Regions from separate parts of the Homo sapiens genome. Here region 2 is linked to region 1. Evidence: chromatin loops called from intact Hi-C (ENCODE). Cell type or tissue: psoas muscle. All regions are shown on one strand. Each heading gives the region's core, and the rest is flanking DNA. Links, peaks and the distances in the headings are about the cores only.

Region 1 (8,828 bases), core at 1-8,000:
ATTGCACTCCAGGCTGAGCAACAAGAGCAAAACTCCGTCTCAAAAAAAAAAAAAAAAAAAAGAAGCAACCTATAATCCTGCCCTTTTGAAAAATCCTTCCTTAATTCCACCTCTTTCTCCAATTACCATCTGATTTTTCTGCTTCTCTCTTCCATAAAACTCCTCTGAAGAGTCACTTCTACTTGCTGTCCAACCCATCAGTAATTCCTGTCATTTCAGTCACCAGGATCTATTCAGAACTTAACCACTTCTCCCTGTGCTGCTACTGCTCTGGTCTTCGTTCGCCTTCTTGGCTTCCCATCGCAAATAAAAGAAAACCCGTGCCCCTGTGGTCAGGAAGCTACAGGCCCCCCTGTAGCTTGGCCCCTGCCTATTTCTTGACCCCATCACCCACTGTCTACTTTGCTCATCAATGTCCAGCCACACCAATTTTCTTCCTGTTGCTCAAACACTCCAGCACTTTCCTGCCTCAGGGCCTTTGCACTTGCTGTTCCCTCTGCCTGGAGTGCCCTTCCCCCAGAGCCCCACATGGCTTCCTCCTGATCATCATTCTCATCTCAATTCAGATGACCCCTCCTCAAAGGCCTCCCTTGCCAAGGCACAGCTCCATCCTTCTGTACCATAATATTCCATTTCATATCTTCCTTAGCATTGATCAGGATCTGAAATGATCTTATTTTTACATTTTTATGTGTTTATTAAATGTCTCCTCCCATTGATGTGAAACTCAAGAGGGCAGAGACTCTGTCCCATTAACTCTTCCCTCCCCAGCACCTCTGCCTGGCCCATGGGCATTATCTAATACATACTTGTCAGCCTTGCTGGCTGTCTCTTCTCTAGTGCTGGCCTTATCTGTGTCTTGCCAGGACTGCTGTCTCCTTGATGCTGGCCTCTGCCTCTACTATACAGGTTTAATCTCACTACACTCCTGCTCCATGTCTTTCATGGCTCCCTGCTGTCTTCAGGACACCCTCTGCCACCCTGTCCAGCCTCACCTCTCATCTCTTCCTGATCTGAAGCTTCGTGGTAGGCTAGCCATGTCCCTCACTCCCCACCCACATGCCAACTTCTGTCTGTGCTTTTGCCTCTGCACTGCCCTCTTTCTGGAGCCCTGTGGAATTTTGCCTGGCATGCTGCATCCTTTAAGATTCACCGGGGGCATAACTTCTTACGGGAAGCCCTCCTCGACGCACTCACCCAGCCGTTTGCTTATCTGTTTGCAAATGGGCCCAGCAGCTCCTTGGAGAACCTCAGCACCCACTAGGGAAGTGTTCGCAGATCTTGTGACTAAAAGTTGGTTGAGCCTCTCAGGCAATTTCAGGTGATACATGCCTATGACACAAATAACGAGAAACATGAGGGAGACAGCCACTCCTTTCTTGTCCCCTGAGCTGAAGGAAACAGCCTCTGTTTGGTAATCGTATTATGAGGCAAACTGCTTAGGTAAACTTACTTTGGAGGCTGGGATCTTTCAATATCCCCCAAGACAATTTTTCCTTCTCATGGGAAGCAGAGGGGATTAAGAGGCAGTGATTATTAGGTAGCATTTTTAGCCTGTGTGCAACCAACAGGAAATGGGTAACCCTGTCTGCCACTGTTGGACCCCCTTGGAACAGAGCCTCTGCTTGCTGGATCTTTGCAGATGCAGGTCTCCGTCACCCCGGCTGTTCTGAGCCAGCCTGTGGAGCAGCCTGCCTTGCTCTGAAACCTGGTTTTGCTACTTACTTGCTCTGTGACCTTGGGCAATAGTCTTAGCCTATCTCTGCCTCAGTTTCCTCATCTGCAGAATGGGGAAAATCAAAGACCCCACCTCCCAGACTGCTGTGAGGAAAGAGTGAGATAAGCCTGACAGGTGCTTTGCTGGGGGTCTGGCCACAGCAGGCACTGTGGAAGTCATCATGGGCAGGGGCCACTGGCACACTGTCAGGGAAGAAAGGGGGGCCTGACAGCCAGGCGTGATGGCTCACGCCTGTAATCCCAGCACTTTGGGAGGCCGAGGTGGGCGGATCACTTGAGGCCAGGAGTTCAAGACCAGCCTGGCCAACATGATGAAACTGTCTCTCTACTAAAAATACAAAATTTAGCTGGGCGTGGTGTCACGCGCCTGTAATCCCAGCTACTCGGGAGACTGAGGCAGGAGAATCGCTTGAACCTGGGAGGCGCAGGTTGCAGTGAGCCGAGATTGTACCATTGCACTCCAGCCTGGGCAACAGAGCAAGACTCTGTCTTAAAAAAAAAAAAAAGAAAGAAAGAAAGAAAAGAAAGGGGGCCCTCACACCCTTTGACGTACCTTCTCGTGTCTGAGGATTTTTGTCTCTTGTGATTAAAAGGATTAAACACAGTCTAGCTTGGCACAAAGATACCCCTCCCCAGCTGAAAGCCCTAACCATGGGACTTCGACCTGCCTCTCAGCCTTGCTGTCTGGCCCTTCAGCTCAGTGGCTGTATCTGGTCAGAAATGAATGATGATGCTTTATTTGCTATGAACTTATTGTGATGTTAGTTTGTGTGTATGACAGGTGAGACTGGTTTCTCAATTAAATTCGAGCATACAAACTTTCTTTCTTAAAATACATTTATATACATTTAAAAAGAGAACTGATTCTAAGAAAAATATTAAGTGTAAACTAAAAATAAAATTATAAGCCCCTGCCAAACTGAATGGACCCCTTTATGGCCAAGGGGACCCCAGAAAAACTTTAAAACTGAGCTTCCAGCCACGACAGGACAGGAGGTCAGAAGCCTCGTTATACCTCCTCCTTTTTGTGCTTCAGACACAACAACTGACCAGCATTACTGTTAAAATAGAGATAGACAAAATAGAGATAGTAAGACTGACATGACCGACTCTTTGTGGCAAATAAGACGCTAAATTATAAACAGAACCTAAGGCCATGCCAGGCAAGGGTTAAGTCAGTCACCCCACACTTAAAGAATGAACCTGTTCTCACTGCCACAAGGCTTTTCTTTTTCTCTAGCAGCTAAACAAACACTGGCCTTGAGATAAGCAATACTGAAACAATTTGCAGTTCCACCAGATGTGACTAACTGACCCCCAACTCCTGTTCCACCAGCCATAACTGCAAGAGACTGATTTCAATAACTTTCTCCAGATAAGAAGACCACTGACCATGGTCCACCCCAGCCTGTTTACAGAGGTTGCGCACAGAGTGCCTTTGTGTCCTGAAAAGCCTTTTGACATATAGGGCCTAACTGTAATATGTTTATATGTTCAGTCTCCACCCCAGAGCAAACATGGGTCATATATGAATTTGTTAGGAACACCTAAGTGTTTGTTCAATATGAATGTGTTAGGAACACCTTAATGACTACTCTTTTTTTTTGTTTTGAGACGGAGTCTTGTTCTGTTGCCAGGCTGGAGTGCAGTGACGTGATCTTGGCTCACTGCAACCTCTGCCTCCCGGGTTCAAGCGATTCTTCTGTTTCAGCCTCCCAAGTAGCTGGGACTACAGGCGCGTGCCACCACACCCAGCTAATTTTTGTATTTTTAGTAGATGGGGTTTCACCATGTTGGCCAGGTTGGTCTTGAACTCCTGACCTTGTGATCTGCCCACCTCTTCCTCCCAAAGTGCTGGGATTACAGGAGTGAGCCACTGCGCCCGGCCATGACTATTTTTTTCTTTGTTTTTGTGACAGGCTCTCTCACCCAGGCTGGAGTACAGTGACTCAATCTTGGCTCACTGCAGCCTCAACCTCCTGGGTTCAAGTGATCCTCCCACCTCAGCCTCCTAAGTAGCTGGGACCACTGGCACGTACCATTACCCCAGCTAATTTTGTATTTTTGGTAGAGATGGAATCTCACTATGTTGCTCAGACTGGTCTCTAGCTCCTGGGCTCAAACAATCCTCCTGCCTCAGCCTCCCAAAATGCTAGGATTACAGATAGGAGGCACAGTGCCTTTATGAATATTCATAGCTCCTCCTGTAGCCAGTTGAATATGTATGTTTAGCCAGACAGGTCAGCATAAAGCTCCTGCCCCAACCCCTCCTCTTTCAAAGTGCTCGGCCATTGGCACACTTCCCAGCCTGCAGATGGCCACCTTGTAGGCTGGCACCTTTTACAGGAAATAAAGGCTTCTCTTCTTCTAAATGTATACGTGTGTGTGTGTGTGTGTGTGTGTGTGTGTGTGTGTGTGTGTGTGTGTGTTTTAACACAGGTAATAGCACAGATGATGGGAAGATGTGGCAAATACCCACGGCAGGGGCCGTGAGGGGGCAGGGGTTCATTCGGAGAAGTTAAACTTGGACTCCCGGAGCTCATGCTTGGAGGCGCTTTGGAACCGTTTACCATTCATTTTTCCTCTCAGGGACAGCATTTGCCACCCAGTGGAAACAGTGTGAAATTACAGGACATTTTTTGCCGTGGGGAGAGCAAATTAAGGTCAATGGAATGATTTTCTTTTTTTTGCCAGAAGTTGAGAGAGAGGACATTAGTTAGAATTTCCCAGAAAACATTTTTAATGTGTTGCAGGCCATCTGAACAATCCCAAAGAAGCTCTTATAGAAAAAAGGCTAAAGGAGAGTGGAAGATGTGAAGTCTATGCATAAATGTTCGATTCTCCTATTTTTTGAAACCTTGTAGGATGACTGCCCCTCTCCGCCTCTCTATGCATCTAGGCCTGGCTTTGTGGGCATGGGGCTGGGGTAGCTGCAGGGGACTCCCTGCTCAGAAGGGCCCTGTGCCTGGGGTTGTAAGCTCTGTGGCTGCTGTCTTGAAATTCATAACAATTTTATCTTTAAATTTGTATTTTGTAAGGGAAGTCTGATGGGACTGTAGGCATGCATGGGGGACTTGGAGCCTGGGCCACAAGCGGTGCCCCTCCCAGCACCTCCTTGCCTTTTGACTATCTGGGCCCCTGCACCCTATCCCCTCACCCCCACCCCAGGGCCTGAAAAAGTATGCACTCCCCTGACCCCTGTATCTCTGCATCCACGAGTGCCCCTTCAGCTGGCTCCATGCCTGGGAACCCTTGTACTCCTTCCAACCTGCTAGTGATTATTGTCAGGGCTCCAATGGTTACTGGTAAACATACAAGCCTGCCACAGCGCTCCCTGTGACAGCTCAGTGGGTAGCGTGGAGGACTGCGAGAATCTGCCACAGACATATGTGCGTAGCCCCTATGCTCTGATGGAGCATGAGTCTCTGTTAGGAAATTTGTTATTACTGCTCCATGACAAACCATCCCCCAAAACTAGCAGCTTCAAACAATAGCATTTTTAATTTTAATTATTTATTTATTTTAAATTTTTTAGAGACATGGTCTCACTCTGTCACCCAGGTTGGAGTGCAGTGGTGAGATCCTAGCTCACTGCAGCCTGGAACCCTTGGGCTTAAGAGATCCTCCCACCTCAGCCTCCTAGGTAGCTGGGATCACAGGCATGCACTGCCACAGCCAGCTAATTTGTTGTTGTTATTGTTGTTGGAGATGGGGTCTCCGAAGGTTGAGCTGTTCTCAAACTCCTGAGCTCAAGTGATCTTTCTGCCTTAGCCTCTCAAAGCACTAGAATTACAGGTGTGAGCTACCATGCCCAGCTCAACAATGACATTTATTTACTTATTATCTCACTTGTTTCTGTGGGTCAAGAACTTGGGAGTGGCTTAGCTGGGTGGTTCTGGCTGTTGCAGTCAAGATCTCAGCCCAGTGAGACCAGCATCAGAGGACTTGGCCTGGGCTGGAGGAGACGCTTTTGAGATGTGAGTCGTGGCTGTTGGCAGGAGGCCTCAGTTCCTTGCTGGCCATTGACAGGAGACTTCGGTGACTCTCCGTGTGGCTCTCTGCACAGGGCAGCTATCTTTCCCCCAAGCAAGGGATCTGATGGAGAGCAAGGAGGGAGCTGCCAGGCCTCTTATGACCTGGTCTCAGAAGCTGCACCAGCAACTCTGCCACACTCTGTTTATTGGTGAGTCATAAAGTCTATCTAGCTCACTTTCAAAGGGAAAAGTGTTAATGAGCCTTTACGATTTTTTTTTAAGAGACAAGGTTTTGCTCTGTTGCCCACACTGGAGTGCAGTGGTGCAATCATGGCTCACTGTAATCTTGAACTCCTGGGCTCACATGTAGGCTTCCCATCTTGAAGGAGGAGACTTTGTGCATATATCTTAACAGGAAATTTTCAAATTCAAGTAACTGCAAGGCTTCTATCAGAAAATAAAGCTCTAACCTTTACGGAGAGGCATCAATCAAGGGATTAATTAGTTACTAGTAACTAGTAGTCCCTAGGACCCTCAAGTTACAGGAACCTTTTTTTTTTTTTTTTTTTGAGGCAGAGTCTCACTCTGTCACCCAGGCTGGAGTGCAGTGGTGGGATTTTCGCTTACTGCAGCCTCTGTGTTCTGGGTTCAAGTGATTCTCATGCCTCAGCGTCTCAGCCAGCTGGGACTACAGGTGTGCACCATCACACCCAGCTAATTTTTGTAGTTTTAGTAGAGACAGGGTTTCGACATATTGGCCAGGCTGGTCTCGAACTCCTGGCCTCAAGTGATCTGTCTACCTTGGCCTCCTGAAGTGCTGGGATTATAGGCGTGAGCCACCGCTCCCAGCCAGGAACCTTTTAGGTCAGAGTCGTGGCTATTTCTTGGACCCAAATATCAGGGGAGGTTCTTTTTTTGGTGAAGCTTTCTCAGGAATTGTTGGCTTACTCTGTTTCTGGCCAAAGGAGACCCCATGTTTCCCATGGTTGCAGCTCCCTGGGTGCCACCGTTTTGCTCCCTCGAGACATCGTCTCAGACTTCAGCTCAGTGGACAAAGGCATACCTCCATCTTTCTATGAAATTGCACCCTCTTACCCCCTCTCTTTCCGTGGCCTCAGGGCTTGGCACTCAGTACAGGCCCTGCCTGCTGATCTTGGTGCAGCCTTGTCGAGTGGTTTCGAGTGTGGGCTTGGGTGACCCGGGCTGAGCTCTGAGTCCTGGCTCTGCTATTGTGCTGTGTGGCTGTGAGCACGAGTCCTCATCAGTGTCCCCAGCAGTAAAACGTGGATGTGGGAGAAGCCCCATGCCTGGTCTCTGTGAATCACAAATGTTGACGCTGCCTTTGGTCTCCTCATCTGGGTTTTCCTCCAGGGAAGCCCCCTGGTCCTCTGAGGCCCTCATGAACTCTGAGGCTCATGCTGAGCTGACAGCAGCAGGCCGGCTGTGGGCCAGGGCAGGGCATCAGGCAGGTGCTTAGGTCACACCCAACACCAAGGTGCTGAAATTACAGAAGTCTCAGCCTCTCCCCACTGGGCAAAAGGGAAGGCCATCCAGGCTGCAAACCAGTGACGTTCAGAGGGTCCAGGATGCCCCAACACTAGGCTGACTCTGTGCAGAGATAGCTAAGAGGCTGCCTCTATCCATTCTCTAGTTCTTTCTTTTTTTCTTTTTAAATAGGCTTTATTTTGGGTTCACAGCAAAAATTGAGTGGAAAGTCAGTTCCTATACACGCCCTGCCCCCCAACATGCACAGCCTTCCATATCAGTAACATCCCCAGTAGAGTGGGGCATATGTTATTACTGATGAAACTACAAGGACATGCCATTATTGCCCAATGTCCGTAGTTTCTGAGGGCCCACTCTTGGAGTCAGACATTCTATGGGTCGAGACAAATGTCTAATGACACATATCTACCATTATGGTATCATACAGAATAGTGTTGTTGCCCTGAAAAATCTTCTGGGCCCCCTTGTTCATCCTTCCCCATCTCCTAATCCCTGGCAACCACTGATCCTTTTACTGTCTCCATAGTTTTGCCTTTTCCAGAATGTCATACAGTTAGGATCATATAATATTTAGCCTTTAAAGATTAAATTCTTTCACTTAGTAATATGCATTTAAGGTTCCTACATGTCTTTTCATGGCTTGGTAGCTCATTTCTTTTTTTTTTTTTTTGAGATGGAGTTTTGCTCTGTCGCCCAGGCTGGTGTGAAGTGATGTGATCTTGGCTCACTGCAACCTCCACCTGCCCCTCCCCCTGCCCTGCTCTGAGTTCAAGCGATTCTCCTGCCTCAGCCTCCCGAGTAGCTGGGATTATAGGTCCCCACCACCATGCCTGGCTAATTTTTGTATTTTTAGTAGAGACGGGGTTTCACCATGTTGGCGAGGCTGGTCTCGAACTCCTGACCTCAGGTCATCCACTCGCCTCAGCCTCCCAAAGTGCTGAGATTATAGGCGTGAGCCACTGTGCCTGGCCTTGGGTTAATTTTTCCTAAGAGTGTAAGGTCTATATCTAAATTTTTTTTTCCATTTGGATGTCCAGTTGTTCTAGCATCATTCGTTGAAAATAATTTTTCTCCATTATATTTCCTTTGTTCCTTTGTAAAAACATCAGTTGACTATGGGTATACTTCTGGGCTCTCTATTCTGTTCCATTGATCTATTTGTCTGTTCTTTTACCAATACCACACTGTCTTGATTACTGTAGATTTAGCATAAGCTTTGAGGTTGGGTCATGTCAGTCCTCCAACTTTGTTCTCCTCCTTAAATATTGTGTTGGCTATTTTGGGTCTTTTGCTTCTCCATATAAACTTTAGAATCAGTTTGTTAATATCCACAAAGTAACTTGCTGGAATTTCGATCAGGATAGCATTTGGTCTGTAGATCAAGCTGGGAAGAACTGAGATCTTGACAATATTGAGTCTTCTTGCTCTTAAACACGGAATCTCTCTCCATCTATTTCGTTCTTTGATTTCTTTCATAACAGTTTTGTAGCTTTCCTCACATAGAGCTTATACATATATTTTAAAATATTTATACTTAAGTATTTTGTATTTGGGGGTGTTAATGTAAATGGTATTGTATTTTGAATTTCAAATTCCACTTGTTCATTGTTG
Region 2 (8,844 bases), core at 208-8,207, 54 kb before region 1:
TGACGCTACAGTTTTCTTTGGGTTTCTTTCCCAGAATAAGCCCTCAACATGTGTTGGCTGCATGAGTGGGAGAGTGAGGAGCAGGATCAACATCTGATGGGAGGGTGCTGCTGGATCCCATGGCTGGCAGCACAGGTCTCTTTTTTTTTTTTTTTTTTTTTTGAGACAGAGTCTCTATCACCCAGGCGGAGTGCAGTGGTGCCATCTCAGCTCATTGCAACTTCGGCCTCCCAGGTTCAAGTGATTCTTCTGCCTCAGCCTCCTGAGTAGCTGGGACCACAGGTGCACACCACTACGCCCGGCTAATTTTTATATTTTTAGTAGAGATGAGGTTTCACCATGTTGGCCAGGCTGGTCTCAAACTCCTGACCTTAAGCGATCTGCCCACCTCGGCCTCCCAAAGTGTTGGGATTACAGGCATGAGCCACTGCGCCCAGCCATGGACTCTTGAAGCTCTACTAGAAGCTCTACTAGAAGAGTTCAGGAAAGGGCTGGAGGGCACCCTCCACATTTTAACAGAACACACGGAGGGAGAAATGCATGTGAAGTGAAAAAAGGAGACCACCTAGGAATTCGAGGAGTCCCCTACCCTTGGGAAGGCGCATGGTGATGGGTGGAAGGTGAGGTGTGACCAGATAGGCTTGGGGCCAGTTTGCTGTGCATTTGTGGTACAAGTGCATACATCAACAGATTGATATTTTGCTTTCCCTGAATTATCTTACCTTACTATCCTGTCTAAAGTAGCACTCTCCCAAGTTCCTTAAAAAAAAAAAAAATCTTTATGGAGATATAATCCACATATGATAAAAATTCCCCCACTTAAAGTGCGTGATTCAGTGTTTTTTTTGTTTTTTGTTTTTTGTTTTTTAATATACTCAAAGAGTTGTGCAGTCATCACCACAGTTGATTTTAGGATATTTTCATCACCGCAAAAGAAACCTCATCACCATAAGCAGCCACTCTCACTTCTCAATCCCCACCAACCCCTGGCATTTTTAATAGAGACGGGGTTTCACCATGTTAGTCAGGATCGTCTTGATCTTCTGACCTCGTGATCCGCCCGCCTCAGCCTCCCAAAGTGCTGGGATTACAGGCGTGAGCCACCGCGCCCAGCCACAGAATGTTTTCAACATTATGCCCTTACTTGCCTTGTTTTGTTTTTTTGTCCTAGTACTTTGCATTGCCCCAAGTCATACTTCACTTGTTTGTTACTGTTTGCTTCCTTCCACCCTCAGGCACTCAGCGCTGCTGGGCATGGACTTTGTCTTAGGTATCAAAGCACTTGGCACAGTGTACTTTACCTTTTGGTTATTGAATGAATGAAGGCAGGCAAGAAGGAAGCATACTCTTTCCCCATTTATCCAGCTACCTCTTGGCTTGCTTTTGTTGAATTGATCAGTTCTCTTCCACGTTGCCTTCTAGTAAGTTGGAAATATAGTGCTGTTTCTATTGATTTTATTAAGTTTTAAATTCATGTTTAAATTTATCTACCAGGATCTGTTTTTTTCACCTAAAGAAGACAAGAACCACCATAATCCCAACACTTTGGGAGGCAGAAGCGGGCGGATTGCTACAGCCCAGGAATTTGAGATTAGCCTGGGCAACATGGGGAGAACCTGTCTCTGCAAAAAATAAAAAAATTAGCCAGGTATGGTGTTGCTTGTCTGTAGTCCCAGCTACTCAGGAGACTGAGGTGGGAGGATCACTTGAGCCCAGGAGGTCGAGGCTGCAGTGAGCCAGGATCGCACCACTGCACTCCAGCCTAAGTGACAGAGTGAGAGCCTGTCTCACAAAAAAAAAGGAAAAGACAAAACCAAGCACACTTTTACTTTCTCCTCATTGCCCATTCCAAAATTTTTTTTACATTATGTACCAAGTTACTTAGACTTAATTCTAACTTTTAATATTATTATTATTATTATTATTATTTTAGATGGAGTCTCTCACTGTCGCCTGGGCTGGAGTGCAGTGGTGCGATCTCGGCTCACTGCAACCTCCACCTCCCAGGTTCAAGCACTTTTCCTTGCCTCAGCCTCCCAAGGAGCTGGGATTACAGGCGCCCGCCACCATGCCTGGCTAATTTTTTTTTGTATTTTTAGTAGAGACGGGGTTTCACTCTGTTGGCCAGGCTGGTCTTGAACTCCTGACTTCAGGTGGTCCACCTGCCTCAGCCTCCCAAAGTGTTGGGATTACAGGCATGAGCTACTACATCCGGCAACACCTCCTTTTTTTTTAAATGACATTGATTTTTTTTTTTTTTTTGAGACGGAGTCTCGCTCTGTCGCCCAGGCTGGAGTGTAGTGGCGCAACCTCGGCTCACTGCAAGCTCCGCCTGCCAGGTTCACGCCATTCTCCTGCCTCAGCCTCCCGAGTAGCTGGAAGTACAGGCACCCGCCACCACGCCCGGCTAATTTTTTGTATTTTTAGTAGAGATGGGGTTTCACCATGTTAGCCAGGATGGTCTCGATCTCCTGACCTCGTGATCCGCCCGCCTTGGCCTCCCAAAGTGTTGGGATTACAGGTGTGAGCCACCGCACCCAGCCAAATGACACTGATTTTTTAAATTAATTTACAGATCAGTACAAGCCATGATTTTTTTTTTTTTTTGTAGGAGTCACCTTGTAGTTTTTTCTCATGGTTTCCTTATGTTGTCTTTTCACTTGTTTCTTTATTCCTTGTATTTCCTGTAAGCTAGAAATGTGGGGACTCGATGAGCCTAAAGTTAAACCATTCTGGCAAGAATGCGTCCTAGGGGATGTTGTGGGCTTCATCCTGCAGCACAGGAGGCAGCCCCCGGTGCCACGTTCCATACTAGTAATGGGGCCTGTTTGATCACCTGGTTAGGGTGGTGTTTACCAGCTTTCTCCATTTCTGTTGATTTCTAAAGATTTCTCTTTGTTCTTTGGACTTATTTCTTGATCGCTTAAGAGCCACGGCCTTCCATTTGGAGCACCAGACCAGTTGAAATAGGGCTAAAAGGGAAGAACCCTTGGAACCTGGAAGGTGGTACTCTGTCGAGCTTAGTTATGGTTGTTGGCTGAGAATTACCCATCTGACACCCTGTATGTAAATTACATAGCATGGCAACTTGTGCATGGTTTATTTGTTCATTGATTCCTTAGGTACCTGCTCTCTCCCAGGCACTGTTCTAGGTACCAGAGAGAGAAAGGTAAGTAAGAGGCAGTCTCTGGGGACTCACCTCTGGTGGAGAAAATATATGTAGACAGGTAATTAGCATGCAATGCTATTAATGCTGTGGCTGTGGTAACTGAGGCTTCTGAACCAAGAGTTGGACTGCATGGCCTGACAAGTACTCATCTTTCACCTCCACACATTGTGGCAACAGCCAGCCAAACATGGACAGTCAGGGCTGTTCCTGGAAGGCAGGGCCATGTGGCTGCCGTGGCTGTCCTAGGGAGGTGTGCTGAGTTCTGTGGAGCTTGGTGGGGGGCTTTAATCCACACTCCTCAGGGCCACAGAGGCGTGAAGGGGAGGGAGGCCCTGGAAGATTCATGAGAGATTCCTAGGGAAGTGAGATGGGCAGGGCTTTGAACGCCATGGCTGCCTCTGTGCAGAGCTGTGGCCCTGGGAGGGAGGAGTGTGATGTTTGTCTAAGCTGCATGCAGCTGGAGAATGGGGGCAGATGAGAGCATGGCAAATACGAGGGCCAGCCTGGTGGCACTGGCAGGCTGTGGGCCTGGGGGCCATAGGCAGCGAAACAGCCAGCTGTGCCTGGGAGCCCGGGGAGGAGGGTTTGCTCTAGAGAGTTGAAGAGGTGACCGAGTGGCTTGGAGGGTGAGGGTGAGGGACTCGTGAGGCCAGTCTGGGCCATCGTTGATGACCAAAGTAGCAGGGAACTGGAGGGATGGTTTGAGGGTTGGGGTTGTTCAGTGTGGGCCATAGGACATCTGAATCCCTTGTGCCTGGGCCCTTGCAGCGGAGGAATTTGGGGAAAAGAGGTGTGGGGTTTACGGGAATTCTTGTGGAGGCTGTGAGGGCTCCAAGAGGCTGTCTACCAGGGACACTGGCACTTGCAGCCCTGACTCTGAGGATGCTGTCAATGTTTGCTGAAAACCCTTCCTGATGGGCCCCCCAGCTGAGCGGTGCCCACCGCGAGCTCCTGCACGCTGCCTTGGTTTCCTCATTACCCCAAATGTTTCCCTGGTGCTGAAAGGAGCCTGCAAGCAAGCAAGGTGTTTGGGTGGCAGCAGGCTGGTCGTGGATGCCCTTAGCTTCCTGCGAGGAAGAGGAATACCCGGAAGAGGTGGCACTTGGCAAGCAGATGAGGCAGGACTTGTTGGCCAGAGGCCAGGGTCGTTTCCCACAGTGCACCTTTTTCTCATCCAAGCTGTTCAGGAACGGGTTTGATTCCTGCAGGAGGTGCCAGTGGCAGTGAGATTTCTTGGAAGCAGTTTCTATGTGCTTGCGGAGGAGCCGCGTCCATGGTAAAGGACACCAGGCTTCGGAGTCAGACAGACCTCTGCTGATGCTTCATTCCTGTGACCCCTCAGACATAAGGAGTAATGAGACCCACCTTCTAGGGTTGTCACGGGATGAAGTGGCCTGACACACAGGGAGCACTGACAGACAGTGCCAGGTGCCCACAGAACTCTGCCTTCCTGGCTTTCATGGCCTCTGGCCCCTTGCTTTCACCAGGCCTGCAAAACGTCGTGGGTTACTGTGCTTCCTGGGTGACTGGGGAGGAAACTTGAACTGCGAGAAGCTGACAGGGCCATCCCTCATCACGTGCTGGTGGAGTACAGGAACAGGAACGCACATCCTGGATTTTTCTTCACTCTGCATCGCCACCAAGCCTCCCAAGGAGAGCTGCATTGTAACAAGGGACAAAGAAAGCCATTTCTCATGCTGGGCCTTCAGGCACTCATTTTTAAGAGGTGGGAGGAATTTTGGGCATGAGAGTCTGTCCTGGTCCTCTACTCCCCTATTGCAGAGGAGAATTTGTGCCCCCGACACCAGACTGCATGCATTGCAGTCTGCTCTGCCTGCCGCCAGCCTGTGTCGCTGGTCCAGCCTGGTCTTACCTTTCTTGTCCTTGCTTTGGTCTCTCTCCACCTGTCTGGCCAGATGGTGGCAGGCTGTGTCCTTAGCTGGTTAATATGCTAGAGGTTTTGCTGTCTTACCATGGTGCTTCACAGTGCTTCACTCCCTGGCCTGTGGCCTGCTTGTGAGCCCAGGGCCAAACCTTTCCCTGGAGGACCACAGCATGGTGGGAGGAGGGACAGCGGCAGTCAGGAGCTCGCATGGCCCACAAACTCCACCTCCTGGTTTGACTTACCACATCCCAAGACACAATGAAAAATAGCTCAGGAACTTGTATTTGGGTCAGTCTGACCAGTTTTCAGAGTTTGTCCTGAGAACTAACTTTTCCAAGGTCCCTCTCTAATATGAAGAAGCAAGGAACTTTCCACTGCCTGCTTCGTTACTCAGGAGAAAGTCTTGTCAAGTAAAACCTTCCTCTGTTTCCATTGGGAGGGACAGATGCTGGACACAGGTCCCAGAGCCGAACTTCAGTGGTGCTTTTAACCTAGTAAGCAGGATTGATTTCCCACTGGGGCACATCTGAACTCACTCAGTGGGAACGTGAACTAGGAATCCCTGGAAAGCAGCTTTCAGCCCTGCTGCACGGGCCTGACTACTGGGACCTGCCCACAGTGGACTGCTGATGTGTTGAGGCCCTTCTCTGTGCAGGCACTGTGCAAGTATTGATGGTGCCAAGAGGAATAAGACAGGGTCTTTCTCCTCAGGGAACCCATTCCTGATGGCAAGAGAGGGACATAGGAACCAGGAGCCAAGTGGTAGCCCGAGGTCAATTTCCACTACAAAGCCCGCTTTTTGTTTGTTTTTTAATGTTAACTTTTTTTTTTTTTTTTGAGATGGAGTTTCACTCTTGTTGCCCAGGCTAGAGTGCAATGGCATGGTCTCGGCTCACTGCAACCTCCACCTCCCAGGTTCAAGTGATTCTCCTGCCTCAGCCTCCTGAGTAGATGGGATTATAGGCATCCACCACCATGCACGGCTAATTTTTGTATTTTTAGTAGAAACAGCGTTTCACTATGTTGGCCAGGCTGGTCTCGAATCTTGACCTTAGGTGATTTGCCTGCCTTGGCCTCCCAAAGTGCTGGGATTACAGGCATGAGCCACTGCGCCTGGCCCTGTTTTTTTTGTTTTGTTTTGTTTTGTTGTTGTTGTTTGTTTTTTGAGATGAAGTTTCACTCTGTTGCCCAGGCTGGAGTGCAGTGGCACGATCTCGGCTCACTGCAACCTCCATCTCCCAGGTTCAAGCAGTTCTCGTGCTTCAGCCTCCTGAGTAACCAGGCTGACAGACATGTACCACCATGCCCAGCTAATTTTTGTATTTTTAGTAGAGACAAGGTTTCGTCACGTTGGCCAGGCTGGTCTTGAACTGCTGGCCTGAGGTAATCTGCCCACCTCAGCCTCCCACCCTGGCCTAAAGCCTGTTTTGTTTGGCCGGCAGAAGGGTGGTTGGCTGGTTTGTTACTATTGAACTTGTTTTAGATAGCATATCCTTTTCTGATAGCCAGCGGGTCCCACAAGTCCTGTCTCCTTACTGCCTTTTATGTCACTTGTCTGGCCCCAAAGCCCAATAGTGCGGGACATTTTGACTTAGATGGATAACCCATTCTGTGATGTGTGTTGTTGTAGGGGCAAGAGTAAAGAGCTATGGGAACATGAAGGAAAGAAGAGTTAATTCTGCTCAGGGTTGGACCACAGGCCCATGGTGTCAGGGAAAATGAGAGACTTTTGAACTGGGGTCCTGAAGGGTAGGTAGGAGTGCACCAAAAGGTTAAGATGAATGCAGTTTATCCCAGAAAAGATAACGGCGAGAACAGCACTGCCTTGTCATGAGTGTGGAGACTCAGAGCGTAGTATAAGCTGGGAGTTATGTTTAGAGATTAGAAGAGGAAAGAAGCCTTATCCCTCACCCAACATGTGCTTCCCGACTGAGGCAGCGATGGGCAGGACTGAGCCCTTCTGTCACCAAGGTGAAAGAAGGGCCTGAAGCCCAGGACTGAAACCCTTGCAGCCTTGAAATCCCCACCCCATATGAAACTTACCTGCCAACCCTTGCTGAGTGGGAGAGGAGGGGGAGTGCTGCTTTTCTGAGCATACACACTCTGGGAGCCCTTTTCCTCCCTAATTAGGCCTTACCCATACCCTCTGGGTCCAGTAGATGCTTCTGGACTTCACCTTTCCCCGAAAGTCAATTATAAGACAAGCCTGCTGGGAAAAGTTCAAATAGCTGGTGATATGCTAGGTGAGAGGGCTTGGAGCTCATTCACAGTTTACAGTCCCTGTTGGCTGGTCAGGTTAGTGGCTGGTCAGGTGAGTGTGCAGGAGGAGAGCTTGGGGGTGGGGGATAGAGAAAGTGCGGTTTCCGCTCTCAACTTGGCAGATGTTTTCAGCAGTTTAAGGTTGTTTATGTCCCCTGGGCAGTGAAAAACACCTTAGCCATAACAATGTACAGCTCGCTCAGCTGACAGTGTAAAAGGTTCACGGGGCAAAATGGTCCTCAGTACTCTCCTCCAGATTATGTTTCTGTCGGGCACCTTCTACATGCCAGGCACTGTGCTAGGTGCTATGCAGATTGCAGAAAACTAGCCTGATGCAGCCCGTGCCCTTGTGGAACTCATGAGGCAGAGAAAGTAAACCTTTAAAAAGTGTGTGTGCATGTGTGTGTGTGTGCATGTCAGGCAGTGACGTGCACTAAAGAAAAATAAATTGGGGTTGGGACAGGATGGGACTGCTCTTTTAAGAAAGGCCTCTTGGCCAGGTGCGGTGGCTCGTGCCTGTAATCCCAGCACTTTGGGAGGCCAAAGCGGGCAGATCACCTGAGGTCAGGAGTTCGAGACCAGCCTGACAAACATGGTGAAACCCTGTCTCTACTAAAAATAAAAGAATTAGCCGGGCGTGGTGGCACACACCTGTAATCCCAGCTACTTGGGAGGCTGAGGCAGGAGAATTGCTTTAAGCTGGGAGGCGGAGGTTGCAGCGAGCAGAGATCGTGCCACTGCACTCCAGCCTGAGTGACAGAGTGAGACTTCATCTAAAAAAAAAAAAAAGCATAGATGGGAATGAATGAGGAGGCCAGTCACATGGGCGTCTGGGAGAGCTTTTCAGGCAGGGAACACCAAGGACAAGGGCCTCGGTGCAGAGGCCTTGGAGTACTCCAGGAATGGCCAGCAGGCAGCTAGAGGCAGATCCTGGGGTTGCCACCTAAGGGTTGACGGCAGAGGAGTTACAAGATCCTAGCACTGTTTCAGAAGCTGCATTGTTCTGTGTGCAGAAAATGGACTGGGTGAATTGGAGGTGTGGAGACAGGCCTGAGGCCGTTTGTGTAGACCCTGGTAAGAGGCTGGAGTGGCGGTAGGGAGGTGGGGATAAGTGGGTAGGAGGAGGGCACAGCTAGGGCAGATGCAGTGGGGACTTGGAGCCCAAGTGTCCCTGCTGGTCCCAGCCTCTCCCAAGGCAGAGAGACAGCCAGCCTGGAGTCCAGGACTCTGCGTTGGGATGCCTTGGCCGAGTCCCAGCGCCCCTCAGAGCCTCCCTCTTTTCTCTATAATGTCGGCTCCTGGTCTCTGCCTGCAGGCAGTGGCAAGGACGAGTGAGATGGCCGGGACCCCCAGGAGTCCACAGGGTGGGTCTACTTGCCTTCTGAGACACTGAGCCTAGGCCTGGCCTCTCCAATAGATGGTAAGATGGTTTCTGGTTGCTGTGTCTTGTCACCTGCCTGTTTCAAAAGTAACGTAGTTAAAGTGACAGATCAGAGGCATTCAGCTCTCATCCAGCCTCCCTTGGGTGCTG

The links. A loop is a pair of places that touch in the nucleus more often than their neighbours do. Peaks named below come from ENCODE experiments on the same cell type or tissue, not always from the same donor. Only the 100,000 strongest peaks of a DNase experiment are listed, where the experiment ranks them.
Region 2: it touches region 1 in a loop (1.8-fold over the local background); 11 of 110 quality-filtered maps call a loop at or near these places.

The regions. Positions count from the first base shown.
Region 1 is chr3:129,049,064-129,057,891 of GRCh38, reverse strand. It overlaps a transcript of GP9 not described here. Among named protein-coding and RNA genes, the nearest start is that of GP9, 7.3 kb to the left of the region's middle. RefSeq lists an enhancer at 4,068-4,117. In psoas muscle, for the core only: a CTCF peak has its summit at 4,361; DNase peaks (open chromatin) are centred at 4,041, 4,242, 4,993 and 5,691.
Region 2 is chr3:129,102,828-129,111,671 of GRCh38, reverse strand. All of the region lies in intron 1 of RAB43 (RAB43, member RAS oncogene family), which reads left to right. The region is part of intron 11 of ISY1-RAB43 (ISY1-RAB43 readthrough); the gene reads left to right. Among named protein-coding and RNA genes, the nearest start is that of RAB43, 15 kb to the left of the region's middle. In psoas muscle, for the core only: no CTCF peak of the experiment used is centred there; a DNase peak (open chromatin) is centred at 5,178.